Linked DNA regions of Homo sapiens: regions 2 and 3 are each linked to region 1. A link is a contact called in ENCODE Hi-C or POLR2A ChIA-PET data. All regions are on one chromosome and are shown on one strand. The core of a region is the stretch at or near the end of the contact, and the rest is flanking DNA. Distances in the headings are between cores, read along the strand shown.

Evidence for each region. Hi-C counts contacts between places; a loop is a spot of excess contacts on that map. ChIA-PET counts read pairs that join two places held with the same protein, here RNA polymerase II (POLR2A). Pooled maps may share reads with other maps.
Region 2: a map of OCI-LY7 shows a loop between it and region 1 (8-fold over the local background). The contact joins two enhancer-like sites. A Hi-C loop is called at or near these places in 1 of 168 maps with a recorded cell type or tissue (OCI-LY7), 16 of 37 single-sample maps with no recorded cell type and 13 of 50 pooled maps. POLR2A ChIA-PET finds 5 or more read pairs at or near these places in 1 of 52 experiments (OCI-LY7).
Region 3: a loop to region 1 is called in a map with no recorded cell type, with 4 times the contacts of the local background. The contact joins two enhancer-like sites. A Hi-C loop is called at or near these places in 2 of 168 maps with a recorded cell type or tissue (OCI-LY7 and psoas muscle), 13 of 37 single-sample maps with no recorded cell type and 11 of 50 pooled maps. POLR2A ChIA-PET finds 5 or more read pairs at or near these places in 2 of 52 experiments (OCI-LY7 and activated T-cell).

The regions. Positions count from the first base shown.
Region 1 is chr9:68,642,424-68,645,441 of GRCh38, forward strand. TMEM252-DT (TMEM252 divergent transcript) reads left to right here. Exons shown (of 5, transcript NR_187592.1): 5 at 1,170-2,027. Among named protein-coding and RNA genes, the nearest start is that of PIP5K1B, 61 kb to the right of the region's middle. RefSeq lists an enhancer at 1,487-1,566. Within about 2 kb of position 1,533, at least 3 of the 41 ENCODE cell types and tissues checked have a DNase peak (open chromatin) inside an H3K27ac peak, as active enhancers do; they include OCI-LY7, where a contact is called at or near this core.
Region 2 is chr9:68,950,825-68,953,842 of GRCh38, forward strand. All of the region lies in intron 14 of PIP5K1B (phosphatidylinositol-4-phosphate 5-kinase type 1 beta), which reads left to right. LOC101927069 (a long non-coding RNA gene) reads right to left here. Exons shown (of 3, transcript NR_110647.1): 3 at 2,264-3,018. Among named protein-coding and RNA genes, the nearest start is that of PRKACG, 62 kb to the right of the region's middle. RefSeq lists an enhancer at 1-258. Within about 2 kb of position 1,552, at least 3 of the 41 ENCODE cell types and tissues checked have a DNase peak (open chromatin) inside an H3K27ac peak, as active enhancers do; they include OCI-LY7, where a contact is called at or near this core.
Region 3 is chr9:68,932,029-68,935,046 of GRCh38, forward strand. PIP5K1B (phosphatidylinositol-4-phosphate 5-kinase type 1 beta) reads left to right here. Exons shown (of 16, transcript NM_003558.4): 13 at 2,862-3,017. Among named protein-coding and RNA genes, the nearest start is that of PRKACG, 81 kb to the right of the region's middle. RefSeq lists an enhancer at 3-1,202. Within about 2 kb of position 1,528, at least 4 of the 41 ENCODE cell types and tissues checked have a DNase peak (open chromatin) inside an H3K27ac peak, as active enhancers do; they include OCI-LY7, where a contact is called at or near this core.

The DNA of each region.
Region 1 (3,018 bases), core at 283-2,782:
GAGTAATTCACGCACAGATGGCTGTGCGGTAGATGGGAGTTTTATTATTACTCAAATCGGTCTCCCTGAGCATTCTGGGATCAGAGTTTTTAAGGACAACTTGGTGGGTAGGGGGAGGCCTGTGAGCCAGGAGTGCTGATTGGTCAGAGATGAAAGCAAGGGAGTCAAAGCTGTCTTCTTGTACTGAGTCAGTTCCTGGGTGGGGGCCACAAGATCAGATGAGCCAGTTTATCGATCTGGGTGGTGCCAGATGATCCATTAAGTGCAGGGGCTGCAAAATATCTCAAGCACTAATCTTAGGAGAAGTTTAGGGAGGGTCAGAATTTTATAGCCTCCAGCTGCATGACTTCTAAATCATAATTTTTAACCTTGTGGCTAATTTCTCAGTCCTACAAAGGCAGTCTAGTCCCCAGGCAAAAAGGAGGTTTGTTTTGGGAAAGGGCTGTCATCATCTTTGTTTTAAACTATAAACTGTTTCTCCCAAAGTTAGTTCGGCCTATGCCCAGGAATGAACAAGGACAGCTTGGAGGTTAGAAGCGAGATGGAGTTGGTTAGGTCAGATCTCTTTCACCGTCTCAGTTACAATTTTGCAATGGCTGTTCAATCATTCTAAATCTCAGTTTCCTCAGCAGAAAATAAAGAGATGATAATAGTACCAACCTTATAGGATTACTGTAAATTCTATAAGGTAATTATAGAATTCTATAAGGTAATTATAGAGAGGTAATTCCTATAAGGAGCTTAGCCCAATGGCTGGAAAATATATGTAGGCCATTGTTAATATGCATATATAGTTATAATTACGGTGTAGTTCTGTTTTTCTTCTACCAACCCTATCTTCAAATATACTTGCTGTCAGTTAAAGTTCAATATCTTATAAAGAGATTTTAAGGCTTGGGAAAGATTAGTGAAATCAAGAAACTGGGAGTTGCTAAAAAGTTAGTTATAAGGCAAGAAGCCAGAAACATCACCCTCCCTGGATTCAGGCTGTTCCCCAATAATCTAAAGTGAGAAACATAAATAGGGCAAAGATAATCTACTTCATAAGATTATGAATAAATGACATGCAAGGATTTTTTTTATTCTATAGCTCCTGTCACAGCATTGAGAAAGCAAACTTTTCATGAGGCAGTCACTGTCATTTGCTCTTTATTGCCTTAAATTTCCAGGCCGTGGAACCCCAAAGTCAACCCCCAAGCATCCCCAGAAGAAAAGTACACTTTGAATAATTACAGTCCTTTAACTTTCCTGATTCAACCTTCAAAGGCCACGAATTGCTTCTAACGAAGAAGCTGAAGTGAAAGAAGAAGGAACGTCAACAAAAATGTCTGTTTGTGTTATCTCTTTACTTTCACGGTTTATAGGTTTGGGGGAAAGTTTTTATTTTCGGTGGAATAGAAGAAGGGAAGAAGAGAGACTAAAAAGCATTTCTTAGATTTCCAGAAGCAGTAATGGAAAATCCCGACCCTAGAGTCTTGCTTTCTTCCTAGAAATAGAATGCTCCTGAAGTTCCCAGGAGAGCCCTTGGCAGACAGATGTCAATCATTCCATCCCTTGTTTTGCTGGGTGGAGTCACTGGAGCTTAAAGAAGGGGAAGTAAACTCAAGCACACATCCTGGTGACCTCTAGCCACGGGTCAAATTTCACTGATGTCAATTAAAAATGACCAAAGACCCGCCCCTGTGAAAACCCTGTGGGCAGCCATTTTGTCTCAGGGAAACTGCCCAGATCTGATGTAAAGTATTTCCGGACGTCTCTTCGTTGTATATGGCATTTCCCTGAAATAAGCAACTCTCTGAAAAATATCATAGCGCAGATCAAAATGAAGTACTCTGTGGTGAAGTAGAAGTACACAGTCAACAAAGAAACTTGCCCTCAGGCTGCACAGTAAAACGTTGGAAATCCCAGAGCAGCAACTTGGAAATCCCACCTGCTACATATTTGCCTGAGTACTTTAAGGTTCTATGGACAATTGTCTCTCTGCGTAGATTAACCTTAAATAAACTTGTTGCGTTTTGAGGTGGTATTTCTTGTTTCATTTCTCTTGCTTTTCTCCCCTATTTTATAATAAGTTTCATTCACACTGTGATACTTTAAGAAGAGATAACCTTCTACTAAGGGATGTTGCTGTGATAACCTCCAAGCCACAAACACAGGTTTTAATCTTACCTCAGGGAAGTCCTGCCTCCCTTGCAGACTAGTTTATGTCTGAGTGGATTTGCCTATCAGCGTCTTTTCTGATGAGGCATGTAGCCCAGCACGGCAGCAAAGAATCCTGCAGTAGGCAGATAAAGCTTTCTAAAAATGTTTTAATTTTACTTTAAATTGACAAATAATAATTGTATATACTTATGTGGTACAATGTGATGTTTCAATACATGCATACATTGTGGAATGATCAAATCAGGCTAATTAACCATACACATTACCTTACATACTCATTTTTTTGTGATGAGAACATTTAAAATCTAGTCTTTCAGCAATTTTGAAATATACAATCCATTATTGTTCTAGTCACTACACTGTGCAATAGATCACCAGAACTTATGCCTCAGATAAAGCTTTGAATCCTGTGAATCCTGTTACCACAGAATAGCAAGTGACCTCAGACCAGTTACTTAACCCCTCTAAAGCTCAATTTCCTCATCTCTACTATTGAGACTATAATAGCATCTACTTCACAGGGATGTTGGAAGGATTACGTGCTCTCAAGAAGGCTTAGTAAATCCTAACTCCTACTACATTATTTTATTGAGGTCTCATCGAATTAGATACCCGAGAGAGAGAAAATGAAAGGGAAGTGCTTAACATTTGTGACAACCTTAACGTGATCTGCACATTTCCTAAAAATTATACACTTGTATGACTTCATTTCCCCCAAGATAGTATATTAGTACTTTGGAAAGTGTGAGATGAAAAATTGTTATCCTGAACTGCAATATCCTACTTTCTGACTTCAAATCCTTATCTCTCCTGCACTTCTCACTATACCATCGCTTAGACCTCATTAGGGTCACC
Region 2 (3,018 bases), core at 302-2,801, 310 kb after region 1:
CACCACAGTAGTGAGCCTTATCTCCTGTAATTTAAATGACTTGTTGATTTGGGAGGGAAGGAATTTCACTGGGGAAGTCCACTAACATAAACCTGCTGCTGAGGACTCATTCACTTCACAGCACCAAGCTGGCCCAGCCTCCCCACAGACAGACCAAACGCCTCTACCACAACCTGCCTTTGCATTTAGTTCATGATAGTTATGGGTGCAGGAGAATTAGGTAAGTGTAAGGAGGGAACTAGGAGACAATGTTAAACTCTCCATTCAGAATAATATTAATCTAAAATGGAATCATTTAATAACCTGTTTTCAAGGATAAAGTAATAAAGGTGACATGTGTAATGAAGTAATGGAGCTCATTATTTTTCCAGCCAGCCCTATTAAAAATTAGTGTGTGGAAGGTCACAAATAACTTAAAAATGACCAGATTTGTTTTCAAAATGAAGGATTTGGCTATAATGCAAATTTCATCCTGAAGGCTACATGGGGAAAAAAATAATGGTAGAGTTTCTCTGTCTTTTCTTTCATTGCTTCTCATCACACTGGAAGAATGGTTCAGACTAAGCACTTTGTCTGGGAGAAGATTTTTTGTCTTTTATTTATGTATGAGTGCATTTCAGTTGGTGTCCTCCTAATTCCAACCACCCTCACCTGCTGCTTTCTGTGTGGTCACTGAGTTGTGACAGGAGAGAGGCCAGGTATTCGAAGGCCAGGTCAAAGCTCATTTAGGGAACCGGTCGAGCCTTCGCCTTTTCCCTGTTCACCCTCCTGCCTTTCCAACCTAAGTGGTAAAACTCATCCTGAAAGAATCACGGAGCTTTGGAGATGAGAGGGAACTTTGGCCATCATGTCATCCAGCCCTTTTATTTATTAAAAAAGGTATTGATTGATTTTAAAATTTATAAATTATTTTTGTAACAAAACTCTATGCCCAGAGTTTAACAAATAGTCGTGTAACATGTGTTAAGAAAAAGAGCAAGCCGTAGTCCACCTCCCCCTACGTCTTCATGTGCAATCACCTTCAACTCTTTGAGCTGATTCCTTTGGCAATTACTTTGGTTTTTCTAAATAACATGCTTATATTGTTATTGCTTGATCTATTGGGTGTAGGCATTAGCTAATAACTGCCCACTATAGAAGACGAAGATTTAGCTGTCTTTTCTCCACCCGACACATACCACGTATGTGTACTGTTCCCACCCCCTCCTCCTACACCCTTCCAGTTTCCCTGTATAGTTACATCTTGACTGTAGTCCGATCGATATTGAGTGTTTTATTATGGCTTTGTGAATAGTGTCATATACTATGTTTCAGTTTCCTTTCCTGTGTGACTTTTTGTTTTTATTGTAATAAATGACTGCCTTGTTCTTCGGTTTGCTTAGTTTTCTGTGTATTTTTCCTTAATAGAACCCTAAGCTTTCCACCAGTGTCTTCATTTCTTCTCAAACCATTTAAGTGCATGAGGTTCTGTTCCTTTTATTGTCTTGCAGAAGTTTCCGCCAGACACTTCTGACCAGCCTGGACTGAACTGGTTGCCCTCTAGGACCTGATGTACAAATGTTACTTTGGGGCCTCTCTGCTCCATCATTCTGGGGATTCTAGTAACCTCTTGTCTGTATCAGTTCCGTTGTTTGTCATCTCCTACATCTTCCTCTTTGCTTCTTCCTCTTTCTTGGTTTACTCCCTCATTTTGGTGGAACACATTTTCCAGAAGAAAATCCTCCAGTATGAAAAATATTCATTGCAGGCAAAATATTTGAGATCTTGCATGTCTTAAGTCTTTATTCTAACCCTAACACTTGATTGATAGATTAACTAGTATAGAATTCTAGATTGCAAATATTTTGGATTTTTTTTTTCAACATGGTGAAGGCTTGGCTCCATTGTCTTCTAGTTTCCAATTACCATTGAGAAATCCAGTGCTGTTCTGATTTCTGATCTTCTGTAAATGGCTTGCTTTCTTTGCCTGCCTGTCTGCCTGTCTGCCTGCCTGCCTGCCTGCCTTCCTTCCTTCCTTCCTTTCTTCCTTCCTTTCTTTCTTTCTTCCTATTATTATTATTATTATTGCAGAAACCTGTAAACTCTTTGATTTTCTCTCAGAGTCTCAGTATTTCATGATGCTAGGCCTTGGTGCAGGTCTATTTTCAGCCAGCATGCTAAGCACTCAGGGGACCTTTTCAACCTGCAAACTCATGTTTTGAGTTTGGGGAAATTTTCTAAACTATTTTCTTATTTCCTCCTCTCTATTTTCTTTTTCCTTTTTGTAATTCCTTTTATGCATACAGAATATCCTGGATTTGTCTTCCAATTTTCTCTACTTTTCTGTCTTCAGTCCCATCTATTTATGTTTCTGTCCTAGTTTCTGAGAGATTTCCTCAACTTCATCTCCTAATCCTTCCACTGAGTTTTTAATTTCCATTACCATGTTTTATAAGAATTCTTTTTTTGTTCGCTGAGATTTTATTTTTTAGCAATCTTTCCTTTTTTCATGATTGTAATTTCTCTTTTTTCCTGAAGATATTAGGATTATGTTTTTTGTTTTGCCCTGAATTTTGTTTCTTCTCCCTTTTTAGTCTCGGTTTTCATCCAGGCTGCCTTTTTCTCTTTGTAGTCTACATGTTCTATACTGGAGGTTTTCCTCAGATTTTTGGAAATCTTCATTTGTCTGCTCAACTAAGGCTTGAGTGGGAGACTAGAAAACTGATTAGAGGCCAGGTGTGGTGGTTCACACCTATAATCCCAGCATATTTGGAGGCCGAGGTAGGAGGACTGTTGGAGCCCAGGAGTTCGAGACCAGCCTGGGCAATACTAGTGAGACCCCATCCCTACAAAAAAAATTAAAATTAGCCAAGTGCAGTGACACACCTGTAGTCCCAGCTACTCAGAGGCTCAGATGGCTTGAGCCTGGGTGGTTGAGGCTGCAGTGAGCTGTTATTGCACCATTGTACTCCAGCCTGGGCAACAGAGCAAGACTCTGTCTTAAAAAAAAAAAAAAAAAAAAAAAAATCCCTGACTGGA
Region 3 (3,018 bases), core at 278-2,777, 290 kb after region 1:
AGGTTTGTTTTCCGGTCTTCTCTGCTCCTCATTATACGTGATGCTGATAAAGAACAAAGAGTTACTTCTTTTTCCAGTCTTTTGGCCCTCACTCCATGAAATGCCATGAGTATAGGTCTCCTGAGTATCTTTTCCTCATTACACGGCTCTCACCCTGATCGCATTTCCTTGGTACTGCCGAAAACCTTTTGATCATTGCTGTTTCTTCGTTTAGAGAAATAACATTGACCTAAGAACTATGATGTAGAAAAGCAGTTCTCAAACCTTTTGGTCTCAGGGCCACATTACACCCTTAAAAATTATTGAGGACACCAAAGAGCTTTTATTTATGTGGGTGATAGCTATCTATATTTCACATATTAGAAATTAAAATTGAGAAAAATTTAAAAATATTTATTAATTCTTACCAGTTAACAAAAAAAATTGCGTGTTAACATCAGTCAATTTTTAACATAAATAATTACAAAATATAATTATATTTTCCACAAATAATTTAGTGAGAAAAGTGGAATTGTTTTACCTTTTTGTTTGAAATCCTTAACGTCTGGCTTAATAGAAGATAAGTTGGAGTCTCACATCTGCTTCTGAATTCAATATGTGGTGACATCACAGGTCATGTAACATCTAGAAAACTCTACACATATGAGAGAATGAAAGTGAAAAAGGCAAATAATGTCTTATGATGATGATGAAAATAATTTTAACATCACAGATCTTCTGAAAGGGTCTCAGAGACCCCTTAGTTTCCACCCCACATCTGAGATCCTCTGATTTAGAAGTTTTAAAATACAGCTGGGCACAGTGGCTCATGCCTGTAATCCTAGCACTTTGGGAGGCCAAGGCAGGCAGATCACCTGAGGTCAGGAGTTCGAAACCAGCCTGACCAACATGGAGAAACCCCGTCTCTACTAAAAATACAAAATTAGCCAGGCATGGTGGCGCATGCCTGTAATCCCAGCTACTCAGGAAGCTGAGGCAGGAGAATTGCTTGAACCTGGGAGGCGGAGGTTGCAGTGAGCCGAGATTGCGCCATTCTCTCCAGCCTGGGCAACAAGAGCAAAACTCCGTCTCAAAAAAAAAAAAAAGAAGAAGAAGCAGTTTTAAAATACTATATTGAAAGACAGGAGTTTATTGAAGGTCTATAAAAGTTAGCAGATAGAGATGATAGGTTGATAGGTGTAGCAAACCACCTTGGCACATGTATACCTATGTAACAAACCTGCATGTTCAGCACATGTATCCCAGAACTTAAAGAAAAATAAAATAAAATAAAATAAATAAAAGTTAGCAGATAGAATGTTAAGGCAGAGGCCAGTGTGACAATAATGGCTTCTTCCTTGTAAAACAAGTGTAACCACTGTTTGAGAGAGTGGAGAATTAAGGTAAACATAACTTATTTTTTAAACATTCAAAAATTTCTTCCCCTCAAAGAAAAACAAATTCAAGGTTTATCTTTTTCTCCCCTCAGTTTAACCAGAAAACAGAATGCTAAAGAACTAGAAAATGAACCACCTAGAAAGCAACTTAAGAAAAGAAAGACACCTGAAATTCATGCTTGCTAGTTCTGTGACCCTGAGCAAGCCACAATCTTTCTATTCTCAGTTTCTGGGCCTAAAAAAGGGCCTTCCTCTTCCTCATACATGTGGATGGTTTGAGATATGCAATGTGAATGTTGGATTCCAGACTCTAAAGCCCTCCACAAATGTTATTTATTAGGATGATGATATTATTATGATTCTAAGACTGCTCGAGGGACAAATAAACCTTCCCTTCTCTTTAAGTGGAGAGATTGTCCTCCATTCTTCTCTCATTTGTGTGTCCCAAAGTCCTTCTCCAATTAAGTTCTTGCAAGCAGCCTCTGGGAAGGCCCCAGATGAGCTGTGTAATCTAAGCTCTGAGATTCCCAAGGCTAAACACAATTACTCTAATACACTTACTATCAGGCTACCCCTTTATGCAAACTTCTAAAGGAAGAGAGACACTGCCAAAAACATATTCAGGGGAAAACATAAAGAGGCCTCAACTTCCCTCTCCCCCTCCCTCCAAGGAAATTCTCAAGCAATATTAAGCCAAGAAGAATTATTGCAGCAAATAGTGAATGTAAATAAGGATGGCCTTGCTGCCGCTTAAGCAGCTTCCATGGACGTGTCCTCCATGAAGTCCCAGGCTTCAGCAAGCATGATTGATGGTGAAGTACATTTTCATTAGTTCAGGTTCCCAACACACTTCTGAAGTTGTAGACTGCTGTTTAGACAAAGATTGGAAGTGAATTATACGTCTGACATAAAACCATGACCTAGAAAAGAGCTAAAGGGTAGGAAATGTCAGTGGAAAGTCACAGAAAGAAAAAAGCAACCAGAAGTAACTTGGCTAAATTGGGCAACATGAGTAGAAGATTAAACATTGGCATGTTTAGAAATTCCCAGTCCCAAGTTAATAAAACCAGGGTCGTGAGAATTCTCTATACTTTACCATCTGTGCTTATCAACTCACCCATCCTCCTCCCAGCACTAGAAAAACATTGTTTGGAGAGGGGGGAATGATTCTTTAGCAATAAAACATTTGAATTTTACCTCAAGTAAGACTTTATTGCAAAATCTGGAGAGAAATTTTAACTTTTAATTTGCTCTAGGAAATTCTGATTTAAGTCAAGTCATTTTGGACAAATAATATAGCCAATTCATCGTATTCATCAGATGAAACAAGTTCATCTCCCTTTCCATATATATAAAATAAGCGTCTTGTCTTCTATTCAAATAATAACTAAAATGTTAATAAATAATAAAATATTCACTTTTAAATAAAATAGTAATGTGATTTTACAGTAAATATCTGTATTTGTCCTTTTCCTTTCTGTCTAGCTTTGAAGGCTTCACCGTCTAAGAAACGGTGCAATTCAATCGCCGCCCTAAAGGCCACTTCACAGGAGATTGTGTCCTCAATTAGCCAGGAATGGAAGGATGAGAAGCGGGATTTGCTGACTGAAGGACAAAGTTTTAGCAGCCTTGATGAAGAAGG